Regions from separate parts of the Homo sapiens genome. Here region 1 is linked to region 2. A link is a loop called in an ENCODE intact Hi-C map of the cell type or tissue named here. Cell type or tissue: prostate gland. All regions are shown on one strand. Each heading gives the region's core, and the rest is flanking DNA. Links, peaks and the distances in the headings are about the cores only.

Region 1 (7,523 bases), core at 827-5,826, 400 kb after region 2:
TGTCCATCCCTGAAGGATTTATCCTTTCTTTTTTTTTTTGAGACGGAGTCTAGCTCTGTCGCCCAGGCTGGAGTGCAATGGCATAATCTCTGCATCTCTGCTCACTGCAAGCTCCGCCCCCCGGGTTCATGACATTCTCCTGCCTCAGCCTCCCGAGCAGCATTTTTTGTATTTTCAGTACAGATGGGGTTTCACAGTGTTCACCAGGATGCTCTCGATCTCCTGACCTCATGATCCACCCGCCTCGGCCTCCCAAAGTGCTGGGATTACAGGCATGAGCCACCGCACCCAGCGCATTTATCCTTTCTAATACGAACAATCCAATTACACTCTTTTAGTTATTTGTAAATGTACTATTAAGTTATTATTGACTACAGTCATCCTGCTGTGTGATCAAACAGTACATCTTATTCATTCTTTCTAACATCATCCCCACCTGCCCTCAGCCCCCCACTCCTCTTCCCAGCCTCTGGTAACCACCCTTCTACTCTCTAGCTCCATGAGTTCAACTGTTTTGATTTTTAGATCCCACAAATCAGTGAGAACATGCAATGTGTGTCTTTCTGTGTCTGGCTTGTTTCACTTAACATAATGACCTCCCATTCCATCCATGCCATTTTCTGCTTTTGTACAAGGCACAAAAAGCAGGGCAATGGGACTCAATGGATTTTCCACGCTGCTCTAACACACTACTGCAAACCTGGTGGCTTCAAAGAATGCCGATGTATTCTCTCATAGTTCTGGAGGTCACAAATCCAAAACGAGTCTTCCTGGACTAAAATTGAAGTGTTGCTAGGGCCCTTGGTAGAAACCCTAGAGGAGAATCCATTCCTTGCCTCTTTGGTGGCTGCTGGCATTGTGAATTGTGGCCACATCACTCCAATCTCTGCCTCCACTGTCACATCACCTTCTCTTCTGTAGTCAAATCTCCTCAGCCTCCCTCTTCACTTATAAGGACATTTTGTGATTACATTGCGTATCCATACAGATAACCCATGATAGAATCCCCATTGCAAATCTTTGAAGTAATCTCATCCACAGAGTCTCTTCTGCCAACATCCCGTTCACTAGTTCTGGAGGTTAGGACATGGACATCTTTGGGGGTTATCATTCCCCCTTTCACAGGCTATTTGGGCTGTATACAAACCAGAGATCCGAGAATCATCTTGGCGGCCTCACTCTGTAAGCAGGGAAACGTCTGTCTGTGCTCAGCAGCAATCCCTGGAGGCAGAGACTGGAAATTACACCTGCAACCGTAGTAAGAGCTTGCCATGGGCTGGCATGGGTGCCATACCTGGAGCTGTACATGCATCCCCCACGATTCTCTCAGTGGCCCTTTGAGGTCGCTCTCTTACTGCCACCAAGGTGCAGGGTGGTGAAGGCAACTCAGAGCAGAGACCTGGCCTCGAAGCCTCGTCTCCCTGGAGAATGACCAATCATCAAGAATCTGTGAACACAAGCACGAGAGGCAATCTGAGCCCTTCCCCAAAGCCTCACTGTCCATTCACTCTGGCTGGAATCCTGCCCTACCTTCAGGGCCCAGCTTAGGGACAAGGAGCAACCACATCCTACCTCTGAGGACACAGCCCTCACGTATTTCTGCAATCCGTCTGCAGCTGATGGTCTGAATGAGCATCGTGTCATCATAGCACTTGTAAATTGTTGGAGGGGCTCCTCCACACTGAGGGAATGTGCTTGTTCAGGGAAGGGCACACTCCCCCATTTCTCCCCGAACCACACTTCTGCCATGGGACCCTGCGGACACAAGGGCCCTCCCCTTGCCCTGTTGCTTCATGTGGCTTAGTCTTGCTTAACAAACGTGCTAGGTGTGGAGGCTGAGGCCTGCGTGTAGTGTTGAGGGCAAGCAGGGACCACCTGGAAATGCTGAAAGCATTCTGTTAAAGTGGTGCCTTCCCATCATGATTGCTAGGCCCATGATGAGAAGAAATTGCAGGAAAGCACAACCTGGACCATAGAAAGGACAGATCAGTGGGTGGGGCTTTATGTGCTTATCCCTCCCACCACCCTGCTGCAGACCCCGCCCACACTCAAGCTTAGCCCCTGTGGCTTAGAACCCAAGGGCACTTCTGAGCTGAGGCCGACTTCAGGGAATACTAGTTAGGACAGGTCAGCTGCAAGTAACAAACAAACAAACAAAATACACAGGAAACTCTGACCCTCAGGGCCAAATCCAGCCCACCACCTATTTTTATAAATAAAGTTTTATTGGACCATAGGTGTACCCATTCATTTACACATTGTCTATGGTTGTTTTTAGGGTCGTAGTGTCCACAGAGATCTCATGGCACACCCAGAGCCTAAAATGTTTTCCACGTGGCCCTTTATGGAAAAAGTTCACCCACCCCTGGCTTGAACAATGACAACATTGAATTATCTGCCATCACAAGAACTCCAGAGGAAGGCGGCTCCAGGGGCACACGGAGGCTCAGCAACATCCTTGAGGCCCCAGGCTCCTGTTCCCTCCTCGGCAGGTGGGCCTTTCTTCTCGGGCTGGTTGCTTCATGGTCACAAGCCGGCTGCCACAGTTCCAGGCTTGACTGCCTCTCACAAGCACATTCAAGCCATGAGGAAGGGCAGGCTCCCTCCTCACCTCTTCTTATTTAGGGATCAAAATCCTTCCAGGGTGGCGCAACAGAGTCCCCTTACCTCTCAGTGTTTAGACCAGGGGTCTGTAAGCATTTCCTATAAAGGAACAGATAGTATTTTAGGTTGGTCGGGTCGTGTATGATCCCTGCAGCATATTCTCTCTCTCTCTGTGTGTGTGTGTGTGTGTGTGTGTGTGTGTGTGTGTGTGTGTGAGAGAGAGAGAGAGAGAGAGAGAGATGACCCTTTCAAAATGTACACTCCATTCTTCTCATGAGCCATAGTTTGTCAATGCCTGGTCTGGCACTCTTCACATGCCCACTCCGTGCCCATCTCCAGCAAAGGGTAGCGGACTTACCCTTGATATCAAAGGTCCTTGGCTTAGACCAATCACCCAAAACTGATGTTTCAGAGATGCCTGCCGGAGGAGTGTGGGCAGCTGTTACTGATGTCAGAAAAACAGTTTGAGTGCCACTTCATTCTCCGGCAGGAAGGAGTGATTGGCTGCTGGTCCTCCCCTGTCCGAGGAGGAAGATAGAATCCACCCACCAAGCTGTGGAGAGGTGGACCCCACAGATTCCCTTGCAAGCCACATCTGAGAGTGAGCAGAGGGAAGAAACTCAAGCGTTTGGAGTCCTCTTTCTCAACAACCAGGCTTAAAGCGCCATCTTGTGTCTTGAAGGGGAAAGGAGGTCAGGACGTGTGTGCTAGAAGCAGGCAGAGGATCTTCACCAAAGTCTCAAAAACTAAAGAAGGAAACATGGCGATCCTCAGGGCCTGCAGAGGCCCCGGCCCTTCCCATGCCCTACAATAGTCTGGTCTCATTTACTTCTTGTACTAGCAGGGCAGTTGCTGCCAAGGCCCTCAAACAGGAGGGCCATACTTTAGTTACCTCATCTAGTTGTTTAGAGAGGTAGGCCGGTGGCCTCAGCCAGGGCCCCACAGTTTGGGTGAAAAGTCCAGCTGCCATCTTTTCTCTCTCTGACACATAAAATAGAAAAGGCTTTGTCAGATCGGGTAGCCCCAGGGCTGGGGCTGCCAGAAGTTTTTCCTTTAACTCAGGAAAGACTTGCTGTTGTTGGGATCCCCATTCCAAAGGTTCCCGGACCCCGCCCACTTTGGGACCTCATACAAAGGCTTGGCTAATACTTCAAAGTTTGGGATCCACTGTCTACAAAACCCCACAACTCCTAAGAATTCTCTCACCTGCTTTCTGCCCTTAGGCTCCGGTAGATTGCAAATGACCTGCTTTCTTTCTGATCCTGGGCTGCCTTCCGTCCCCTGTCAGATAGTAAATCCCAAGTAAGGTACCTGCTGTCGGCAGATCTGAGCTTTCTTCTTGGACACCTTCTACCCACAGTCCTCCAGGTGCCGGTGTAGGGCATCTGTTCCCTTGGCACACCCGACTGCCGTGGGGTGTCCCAGCAGAAGGTCATCAACCTACTGGAGCAACACGCAGCCTAGGTCTCTGCTGGGAAACTTCTGGAGGTCTCGAGCCAATGCCTCCCCAAAGATGGTGGGGGGAGTTCTTGAACCCTTGGGGAAGCCCGGTCCAAGTGTACTGAGTAGTGACACCTGACTCCGGATCTTCCCACTGAAAGGCAAACAGCTTCTGCCTCTCGGGGGCTAATCTGATAGGAAAGAAAGCATCTTTCAGGTCAAAGCAGGTGAACCAGCTGTCCTCAGCTGGCAGCAACCCCAACAATGTGGACGGGTTAGGTACTGTTGGAGGGAAAGTCAGTGTAGCTTGATGAAGCAAGCGCAAATCCTGTACCGGCCGGTAGTCCTTGGTCCGTGGCTTGGGAACAGGCAGGAGGGGAGTGTTCCACGCAGACTGACAAGGAACAATAATTCCAAAAGTTCTTAGGTGCTTGAGACGGACCTGGATACCTTGAAGGGCTTCTCTGGGGACCGGGTCCTGTTTTTGCCTAACCGGCTGGGCCCCAGTCTTAACTGGCCAATCCCGGAGGGTTGTCTTCCGCCCGTACTCTTGGCCACCGCTTAGCCAGAGCTGGTCTTCTCTCTTGGCCTGGCTCAGTTCAGAAAAGTCTCCATTCCTCCTCTCGGGGACCATAAGGGTCATAATGACTCCCGTTCTGGGTAACTTTGGCAGCAAAGAGCCGTGCTCTGTCAAAGAGATAGTGGCTCTCAGCTTGCTGAGCAAGTCCCTTCCCATAAAGGGCAAGGGACAGTCAGGCATGTACCAAAACTGATGAATGACTTTATGTCCTCCTACAGTACGAGTCCGAGGCAAGCAGAAAGCTTGCTTTGCTGAAACCCCCATGGCTCCGATGATGTCAATCATCTTTTTGGATAAGGGGGCAACCGGGGCAGTTACTAGCGAATGTTCAGCACCTCTATTTACAAGAAAATCAATGTCTCTACCCCGGACTGTCATTCTGACCAGAGGCTCTTGGGGACGCTTGAGCCTGGTCTCCCTCAGTCCAAGAACCCTTCTGCCAGGTTGAGCAGGGCCCCTTCCTCCTCGTCCGGGGCCTCCTGCTCTGAGTCACCTTGTTTTCTTTTGAGCTGAGGGCACTTGTTCTTCCACCGTCTTATTTCTTTACTATAAACACACTGGGTACGCTGCAAACTCTGACAGCCAAGCTGAGTTTCTTTCCCGGGGCCCCCCTTCCCTTGCCTCTTTGGGGGTCCCCTCTGATTGCTGCAGCTAACAACCAGGTCGGTGTTTCTCCAGGCCTGACCTCCATTCTCTTTGCCGTTTTCCTTAGGGCTTGCTGCATCCCTGTTTACAAACACCTGGCTAGCTATTTCTAGTAATTGTGGTGGATTCATCCCTGCAAGCCCAGCCTCTTTCTGCAGTTTTCTTCTCATGTCTTCTGCATTTTGACGGACTAAAACCATGTGAATCATGCACTGATTTCAGGGCTATCGGGATCAGAGGGAGTATACATACGATAGGCCTCATGCAGTCTCTTGTAGAATTGTGCTGCACTTTCTTCTTTTCCCTGAATGACCTCAGAGAGCTTGCTAACGTTTGTGGCCTTCTGAGCTCCCCTCATTAATCCTTCCAAGAGAGCTTCCCTGTCTCGGTTTAGCCTTTGCATATCCTCTGTTTCATGTGGGTCCAACTGGGGGTCGGTTCCTGGTAAATGGGTCCTTCCATACTCTTGGGGGTTTTGCTAATCAGCTGGTGCATGTTCCTCTAGCCACTTAGTTGCTGCTTGCAGGACTCTCCGCCTTTCTTTGCTGTTAAAGAGGAACATGAGCAACTGGTGCCAATCAGCCCAGGTGTGGTTGTGGGTCTGGATAATAGTTTGGAGCAAATCAATTAGAGCTTGTGGCTTTTTGGTATAGGGCGGTGTATTGTTTTTGCAGTTGAGAAGGTTGACGGAGGTGAAGGGCTGGTACCCAAAAACGCCTCTCCACCACGTGACCATCCTCATCTATCCCTGTATACCGCTGCTCTCTCAGGGGCGTTTGTATCCCCGTTTTGGGTCGTAAACGAGCTGCCGAGGGAGGGGTGGAATGTGACTTACCGAAATTAATAATCTCAATTATTAATTGACACTAATAATGATCAATATTAATAACTGATCATATAATTTTTAAAATCAATACTGATAATAATGATAATTAATATTAATAGTTATACTAACGATAACAATAAATGATTAGTATTAATGATTAATGATGCCTGATATTAATAACTGATGTTGATCTTATTCATTAGAAAACAGTAATATTAGCTCCTAATAATTAATATTAATATTAATAATTAATAGCAATATCACTATTAATAATAAAAAAGATATCAGTAATTAATGTTACTTCAATCAATCATAAGTGATGTTGGTAATAAAACAATAATTAATATGAATATTAATAACTAATATTAAAAGTGTCATTAGTATTAAAATTAATTTTAATCATGCATAATCATACCTTGAAAATAATCATTAATGATTAATAACGTTATACTATTAATTAACATTCCCATTCATAATTATTAATAAGACTGATCTTTAATAATTCATAATATTATTACTGCTAATACCGCAGGGGGTGTATACCTACCTGTGATATTGTTCTTAATATCCAGGGATGGAGAGCACGATATTAGTTTTCATATCGCAGTAGGTGTACACTCACCCTGTGACACCAATCCTAATACCCAGCGGGTAGAGTATGAAATGACTGCCAACATAGCAACGAACGTACAGCCACCTGGTGATATTGCTCCTAATATTCACAGAAGAGTATGATATTACTCCCAATATCGCAGGGAGTGTAAACCTCTTCTGTGATATTGTTCCTAGTATCCCGAGGGGGAGAGGATGATAATAATTCCAGCATCACAGGCTGTGTTCACCCAGCCTGTGAAATTGTTATTAATATCCTGAAAGGGAGAGGATGATATTGCTGCCCATAATAGATAGATATGACTCCCCATAATAGAGCAGGAGGTGTACACCCACCCTGTGATATGCTTCCTAATATTCAGAGGCCGAGAGGCTGATATTGTTCCCAATATCGCAGGAACTGTACACCCCCCTGTGAAATTGTCCTTAATAATATTCCAAGGCGGAGGGATTGATACGAACACATAGATGGCAGAAAGTGGACACCCCCCAGGGATATCGTTCCCATGATCCTGGAGGGAAGAGGAGGATATTACTTTCAATATCAGAGAAGGTGGACACGCCCCCACTGATATTGTTTTTAATTCCAACGTGGGAGAGGAGGATATGACAAGTGATATCACAGAACTAGAAACATTTCTGTGATACTGTTCTCAATATTCAGGGAGGAAGATGATGATATCACATCCAATACAGACGGGTGCACACCCTCTTTACACCGAGGGTGTACACCTGTCTGTAAAACAGTTCATAATCCCCAGAGCGGGAGATGATATAACTCATGATATGGTAAACAGGCTGTGAGTCCACCGCGGA
Region 2 (7,523 bases), core at 1,560-6,559:
AAGGAGATACTTTGTAATGAGGTCAGCACAGAAGGTTTAAGGGAGAGGGTCCACTGGCTGGAGTACAGGAATGCCTTTTTTGTATGCTCTGGACCCTCTCCACCAGGCTCAGCAAGACTGACAAGTCTTACGTCCCAGTCTGACTTCAGCCCCATCCTGCCTCCTTTCTCTCTTCATGGGTTTTAATCTGAATATTTTATACAAACTTAGTGTTGGCTTAAAGTGTCCTTCCCCAAGCGCTCAACTACCCCACCACAAACCACCCACGGAAGTAGTCTCAGCCTGGTTCAAAGGAGCGAACAGTCAGGCTTGCAAGAGCCTCTTCCGTAGCCTGCCTCAGTTTACCAGCAGTTTCAAGAGACAGTTTGCTGCCAGGAAACAACCTATGACAAGCACAATGCACTCCAGTTGCAGTACCTACTTTAAACCAACAACTGTTCTCTGATGCTTCTCCCTTATTACCCACAATGACCCCGGATAGTGAGTTTAGAAGGCATTTACTTCCCAAACGTAGGTCCAAAGCAGACCTAGACAGTGTAGCTCCAGATACTTCCAGAGGACCCAACTACACTGCCAGGTCATGTTTGGCTCCTTTTGCCGGAAGGTGAGCAGGAACTGCTGCTACACTGGGCCATTTCTTGGTGCCCCCAATGCCTGATGGGTCAGGAGTAGCTAGGCCATTACAGCAAACATTGCCTGATAAGGACAGGCCAGCAGGGGCTCAGACATTAGGTGGTTGTTTGGTCACCTTTGAAACAAGCAACTTTGACAAGTATTGGCCAAGTGTGAGGGACTCTGAGGACTGACATTAGGAAAACAGATAATCTTATGGTCCTTCCAGACCAACTGCAGCTGCAGTTTAGGATTTGAAAATCATAGCTGCCCATCAACTGACAACCATGCCAACCTGTCAGCCATTTCATCAGACTTGCTGTCCAGCTGCGGAGTGTGGTTACCCAAGGGCTCCAAGCTCTTTGCTGTTATTCTTGGGATGGCCCCAAGCCAAACTGAGTCGAGCCATTTCTACCTCATGTGGAATTCCTGAGTGAATCCTGCTCTCGTGCTCCCTACTGGACTGGCAGGACTGGCTGATTCACATTATGATCTGACAGCTTCCCTCTTCATTCTAGGTCTTTTGCATTTCTAGTTCTCTCAGCATCTACTTCCTGGACAACTGAACAACAAAGCCACCATTAAGCATCAGTAGCAGTAAATGTAACATGGTGCAAGGAGGCGGAGAGAAAGATTTGGGACCGCCGCCTCTGTAGCCCAGCTAGAAATTTTCATCTCCTGGTGAGAGGTAAGCACACTGGCACAAGGATGGGGAAGACACACTGACAGAATGTAGCCTCACTTTCTTGTGCTGAGCACAGGTCCTGTGCACACCTGTCCATCCACTTCTGAGTCAGTAGGCTCCTTTTTCCAAGTTTGAGTCTCGGACAGTGAGTCTGGTTTCCCAAGGAGTAAGAGCAAGAGGCAGAAAGCCAACTTGTGTCTCCACACGTCAGAGAAGCAGCTCAGAATTCTTTAAACAAGTAGGATAACTTTGCTATGTGTAGGTATTGTCACTAGGCCACACACATGAGCATGTGGTGATTAGCAGTCAAGCCCAACAACCCTGTGGGCCTGTCAGCCTCAGTCAGGATCTGAACACAAGATCTCTGAAGATAATCCCAATGAAGAAAGATGGGGAAGAGGAAGTGGAAAACCAAAGCATAAGTTTATGAAGAATCAACTAAGAATATTTCAGTCATTTAATACTTCAGTCATTTGCAGAGAACCCTTACCCCGATTTTACAACCAAAAAAAAAGTGGCCAGCGAAGTCTCTTGTCCTACGTAACAAACAACTGGTTTCAAAACAAGAGCCATACTACCACCTAGAGGCACATACGATCTACACTGCCAAGAAACCATGATCCCTCTGCCCAAGTCACCTATTTTTAATCCAGAAAAAACAGGTGGAATCTCCCACTGATGACACCGAGCAGAACTCTCGTGCCCAGGAAGTTCTACTGGGTGGAGCTGGCCACTCTTCTGTAGTAATACAGGGGAATCCCAGCAAATAAGATGGCCCAAATAACTGTAGCCCCATGGGTTAAAGAGGATACCAAGCTGGGATTTGGGATATTCAGGTGACAGAGTGGCCTTTCTAGATGTAATGTTTCCTTATCCTTCTGCATGTCAGTATTCTCAAGCCTGAGATGCAAGAAAGCCAGCATGCAAGGCCCTTCCCTCTTGCACTGTGTTCATGGTGTGCAGGTAAAGAGGCAGCAGGAGCAACAAAAGGGCTTCTCTCACCATTTCAAGGACAGCAGAATGGGGATGTCATCCCTAGCAGCCTCAATTACCAGCAGAAGCTAGTCTTTCAGGAACAGGTTCTAATGTATGAGTCACAAGGATTGAGGGAAACAGGTACCTTCACTTCAGTTCCAGCATCATGGCCAGTGTTTCCCAAGTAATGGAGAGTTCTTATGCTCTCAACTGTGGCATATACCTTTTGCAATAGTGATCTCATCTCCACAAGTGCCCCCTGGGCAAGATATGCAGCAGCAAGCAGCTGCAGAGCAACCCAGGTCTCAAGTCCAGCAGCTTTGGGATGAGAAGTCTGCAAAAGTGTTTACTCCTGGGGCCAGGAATGCAATTCTATGAAATGGTGCTGGGCTTCTGGGAGCACTATCCCACAGGTCATCCCACAGCCATCCACATGAAGCTGGAGAAAAAGGACTCTGCAGAGCTTGCATGTAACAATGCTGACCTCAGGAAGACTGTGAGCTACTGATCTCTTCTGATAGGGCAGTGATGTCCCAAGAAGGCTCAGCTAGAGCACACGGCACAACACAAGCACCAAAGCAACAAGAACAACTCCCAAGTGTCAGCCATTACCAAATCCCAAGTAATCTGTGCTTCAGAAGACAGAGGTTCTGGCACAGTCCTTGCCTCAGACATTGTCTCCTCCTCAGCAGATATAACTAATACAAGAATATGAAGGACCCCACTGCTCAGCCTTTGTATGAAGGCGTCTCTAAGGCAGCTACTACAAAGTCATCTCCACGGACCAGGACAGCAGCCATATATCCTTTCAGAGAAAGCCCCACCAGACCTTGATGGAAGGGCACCCCAACATCTGCCTGGCCTGCATACACTTAGGGCATAGTCACCTGACGCTTCTCCATTGAAAATAGGAGATGTCAAGGGAGATGCAGCCCCAGCTGTTGCCCTGTCAAGAGCCCCAGGAGGCCTCTGTGCTGGAGCAGGTGTGCAACCCCCACCACCTTTGCTGAGAGCTGCCTGGGACTAGTGTTTTGAACGAGTCACCTGTGGACATGGACCCACAGAATCTGAGGGGACCCACAGAATCTGAGGGGACCCACAAAGGAGCAGCTGAATGGCATGGTTGACCTGAGTTTTTGAAAAAAGCCCCAACTTTGAGACAATTTTCATGATTTTGGGCTTTAGGATGTGGAATCATTTCTCAAAGTATTGTGGAGAGTTCTGTCGTTTCGAGCAGGTCCTGCTAGTGCTGCCATACATAGCTCATCAGGCCAGCCTACATAACTAGGAAACACCGCTCACACAGCAGTGCCAGCCTTCTAGGTGAGCAACACTTCCTGAAGGGCAGAGTTGCCTAGGAGGTGCTTTTATGTAAAAGCATGTCCATCATGGTTTGTGTTCTTTCCACTTTACTTGACAATAGTTAATGTAGTTACGAAATGTTATAATTTAAGCAATACAGTTACCAAGTAAAAACGGTCTTTTATTCTTGTTCTCAGTCCTGAAGACTATAAACTCTTTGTATAAATTATGTTGTAAGGAGTTTAAGTCTGTTGGATGTTTTTCAAGTTTACATTCTAACCAATGTCATGTGATACTAGTCTACAGAACAAAGCAGGCTTTGTACGTATTTCCACGGCAAAAAATAGTTCATAAGCCAAGCTGATTGTGTTCATGTTTTCCGTGAAAATTACTGCAAACAAACTTGGTACCTGGGATCACGTGATTGTAACATGGGATGCTCGCCTAACACTGAGAACATTTGCCTGCTTAGCACGGTGCCCGGCCTGGTGGGTGGGGGTGGGGGTGGGGGTGGGGGTGGGGGTGGGGGTGGGGTGCGCAGAGCAGCCTCTAAGCACTGAGCTCAGACTCCTGCCAGGCAGGAGAACCTGGGCTCTCCTGCTCATCCATGGCTGCCTCCCCAGGCAGGAATTGTCCACATTTCAGAAGCCATTTGTTCAGGGGGATGGCATTAGTTCACACAGGATCCAGACGAATCTAATGAAAATGATAAGAGTAACAAGAACTCCTCCCCCAGTGTATTCCTCAAATCCGTCCAGGAGTTCCAAGAGCCATCAGCTTGTTTCCATTCTGGCCCTTGGCTGAGGGTCCTTAAGCACCACCTGGTGGCCATGAGGCATCACAACAGACAATGAAATGGTAAGTTCTTAGGAACTTAGCATTCTGACATCACCCCACCCAACAAAGATCATGTGCCCTAGCAACAATGGAACTTTATTATTTAGAAGTCACCCCTTCTCCTAGGAAAGGAAAAAGATATATCACCCATGCTCAAAGAAAATGAGCCAAACTTGAGTTTAGGAGATGGCAGCCACACACAGCAGGCTGTCTTGTAAGGGGCACAGCAGCAACCCCAGGCCACAGAGGGCAGAGCCTCCAGGACCCATCACTGGAGATGACTGCCTGGGCAGACTCACTTCACCGTTAGAGAAGTGTGGCCTTCCCTGGTGGCTCTAGGTTCACAGTACACAGAATTACCTGCTTTGAGGCAACGCTTCTCTTACCAAGTAGTGACTTAAGAAACAAGATGTATGTAATACTAGTGCCTGGGAAGGAAAAACCACCAAGTATGGAAGAGATCAGTTATGACAGCAGACAGCCTCTTTCACAAAGTACACTGAAGGATTCCCGGGTCACTGCCTAGGATGGCTCCTCCGGCTGCATTCCAAGGTAAAGTATTCCCATCAGATCCCTTTATCCCTAGAGTCCTCAAGGCCACCTCCAGGAACCCAAGGCTTCTAGTCCTTTTCCCAGGAAGCCAGGCTGGCTCCTTTGTCTACAAGCATGATCACAGCAGCCCCAGGAGCCATTTCTAGAACAGGTCAAGTGCTGACTGCCAGTGATCAGACACTGTACCTGAAAGCTGAACCCCCCTCTTCCTGTCATGGAGTTTGCTTCTTCCCTGGTCTCCCCCCTGCATCGACTTTCATCCAATGCACCTGCTGCTGGCTCAGTCCTCCTGGGGCCACATGTAGCTCCTAAGGATTAAGACATATCAAACTCCAAGTTGGAAATGCTAAGAAACAGTTGTCCAGATCAGGCTCCCCTTGTCATGCAACAACAGGATAGAGTGGTTTCTGTAGTTCAGTCCCCTTCCTTTAGGGATTAGAAATAAAAGATGGGAAATGAGGCAGAGCAGCATTCACTTTCCATTCCAAGGTGTCTTGACAAGCAGAGATGGTCTTGTTGGAAAGCCCATAAGCTCTTCAGTTGGGAGAAAGCCGACAGTTAATGTTTTCTGAGAATGACTTTCATTGTATTTAAGACACTAAAACGTACTCAATAACAGCATAGTCAAGTAACAAGCGAGTTCAGGTGATGACTCCTATCTACTTCCACCTGGAACAGATGAGACATTTGTCTAATAGAAAACATCACATCTTCTATAGTCTTCATTGCACATTTAAGTCAAAGGATTTTGTACAAGTTTAGTCTTTCCTCACAATTCACCATGCAAGTTCAGAAAAGCAGAACTGATGTGTCAAAGGATGTTAGGAAAACCCTGGTTGGCCCGTAAGTTGCTTTTGTAGTCCCACCCAGCCAACCATCCTTAAGAGGGGAATCACACAGCCCAGCCTCAGCACAATCAGCACTCCACTGCAGAATTCTAGGGATCAGGCTGGAGCCCAGCGGCGGGCACTGGAAGAAAGTTAGAGTCCTACGGGCCCCGCCCCCACCCCACCCATGACTGCTTCTCCCTCTGGGAGGGCAAGAGATTCAGCCCCTTCTTCAGTCTCCCTGCCAACAGATTCATCTCCCCTGGGCTCTGCAGCATGAAGACTGTCAGCCCATTCTCTCCAGTCCAAAGGCTGCTCTTGAGGGATCATTCTACAGGAGCAGATTCCCATCAGAAGGGATTTCATCCTAGGGAATGCACTAAACACCAAATCCTTGGAGATGCTCTGGTCCTCCAGGAAGTACGTGCCCAGAAGTGATGTCCCCAGAAGTGATGAGGGCACCCTATAGTCCTAGGGAGGAAGGGGTAGATGAGCAGGCCATAGGAACCTTCCCTTTTCCGCAGGGCCACTTCTTATGGGCCCACTCTGCCTTCAGATGAGCACATGGAGCTTCTAATTCCCAGGGTGGCCCAGGGAAAGCAGACCTGTTTTTAGAAGGCTCCTAAGTTTAGGACATCCTGCCTCTATTAGCAGCTGCCCACAATGACTATCAAGTTATCTTGGTCAGAAATACTTCAATGGCTTCCACAGCCCTTTCTGGGTCCTCTTCTCACCAGGGAAGATAAAGCTTGGGACCACTATCCAAAACCTCCCAGTTTCCCCCGAAACATTGCCACCCAGGGAGGTTAGGATGTCAAGGACAGGGTTTCATCTGCGAAGATTATGGAATATGCCCCTCCTTCCCGATAACTAAGCAAGGAAGGTACGCCTTCAGCAGCTAGTCCATCATGCCTCCCAAAAAGTGGGAGGAAAGCACTCAAGCCTAACTTCTGAAAGGTGGGATGAAAAACTATTCTGTTGGTTCTGAACAGTCAGTTCCCTCTGAGGATGTCTGGATGAGGGAGAAGCGGAGGGGAGTGGTCAGACCTCAGCAGACCACTTTCATGTTCCAGGCCCCAGAACACCACGAGGAAGAGGGGAGAAAAGCTCTTGATGCTAAGTCCTCTTTCAACCCCAGCAGATGAAGGAACAAAGGAGATGGAGGAGGAGCACCACTCACTGAATCCTGCCAGTGAGGGACAGAACAATCCGACATTCCTCAGTCATTTAAGACACTAAAGCAGCGTGTTATGTACCACAAAATCCAAGTCTAAATCTAGAACAGCCTGTGGGACTGAAGCCTCCATCTCCAGTTCCTTAGTGAGCTTATTCTTAAGTGCATACAAAAGCCTCACTTTCCTCCACTGCATGTGCAATGTGCTACTCAATTCATCTCAAAACCCTTCAGGCCATTGAAGGGTATTTTGTATATCCCCCCTACCTTCCAGTCACTCCTGTGGAGAACAGAGTAGCCAAGGGGTCATGAAGCAGCATCCTCTGCTCAGAAGCCTGCAGGGGGAAAGCTCACTGCTACATGATTGAGATCTCACCAGTGCTTCATGCTGAGCCACAGGTCAAGACAAAATGTGTTATGCCACATTGTTCATCTGTAGGAGAAAACATGGATGTTTGTTCGTAGGAATGAGCTGTTCCTTAGGACAGACATGACAAGGCATACCAGCCTTCATTCTATCTCCGCTAAATGGGGTTTTCCTGCTCTTTGAAGAAAGCCC

What was found. Peaks named below come from ENCODE experiments on the same cell type or tissue, not always from the same donor. Only the 100,000 strongest peaks of a DNase experiment are listed, where the experiment ranks them.
Region 1: it touches region 2 in a loop (5-fold over the local background); 8 of 110 quality-filtered maps call a loop at or near these places.

Annotation. Positions count from the first base shown.
Region 1 is chr4:9,759,017-9,766,539 of GRCh38, reverse strand. No RefSeq gene overlaps it. Among named protein-coding and RNA genes, the nearest start is that of DRD5, 19 kb to the left of the region's middle. RefSeq lists a silencer at 1,262-1,311. In prostate gland, for the core only: CTCF peaks have their summits at 1,195 and 3,282 (motif pointing left); DNase peaks (open chromatin) are centred at 1,249 and 3,269.
Region 2 is chr4:10,154,823-10,162,345 of GRCh38, reverse strand. No RefSeq gene overlaps it. Among named protein-coding and RNA genes, the nearest start is that of WDR1, 42 kb to the right of the region's middle. In prostate gland, for the core only: CTCF peaks have their summits at 1,879 (motif pointing left) and 4,402 (motif pointing left); DNase peaks (open chromatin) are centred at 3,575, 3,985 and 4,375; H3K27ac peaks cover 312 bases.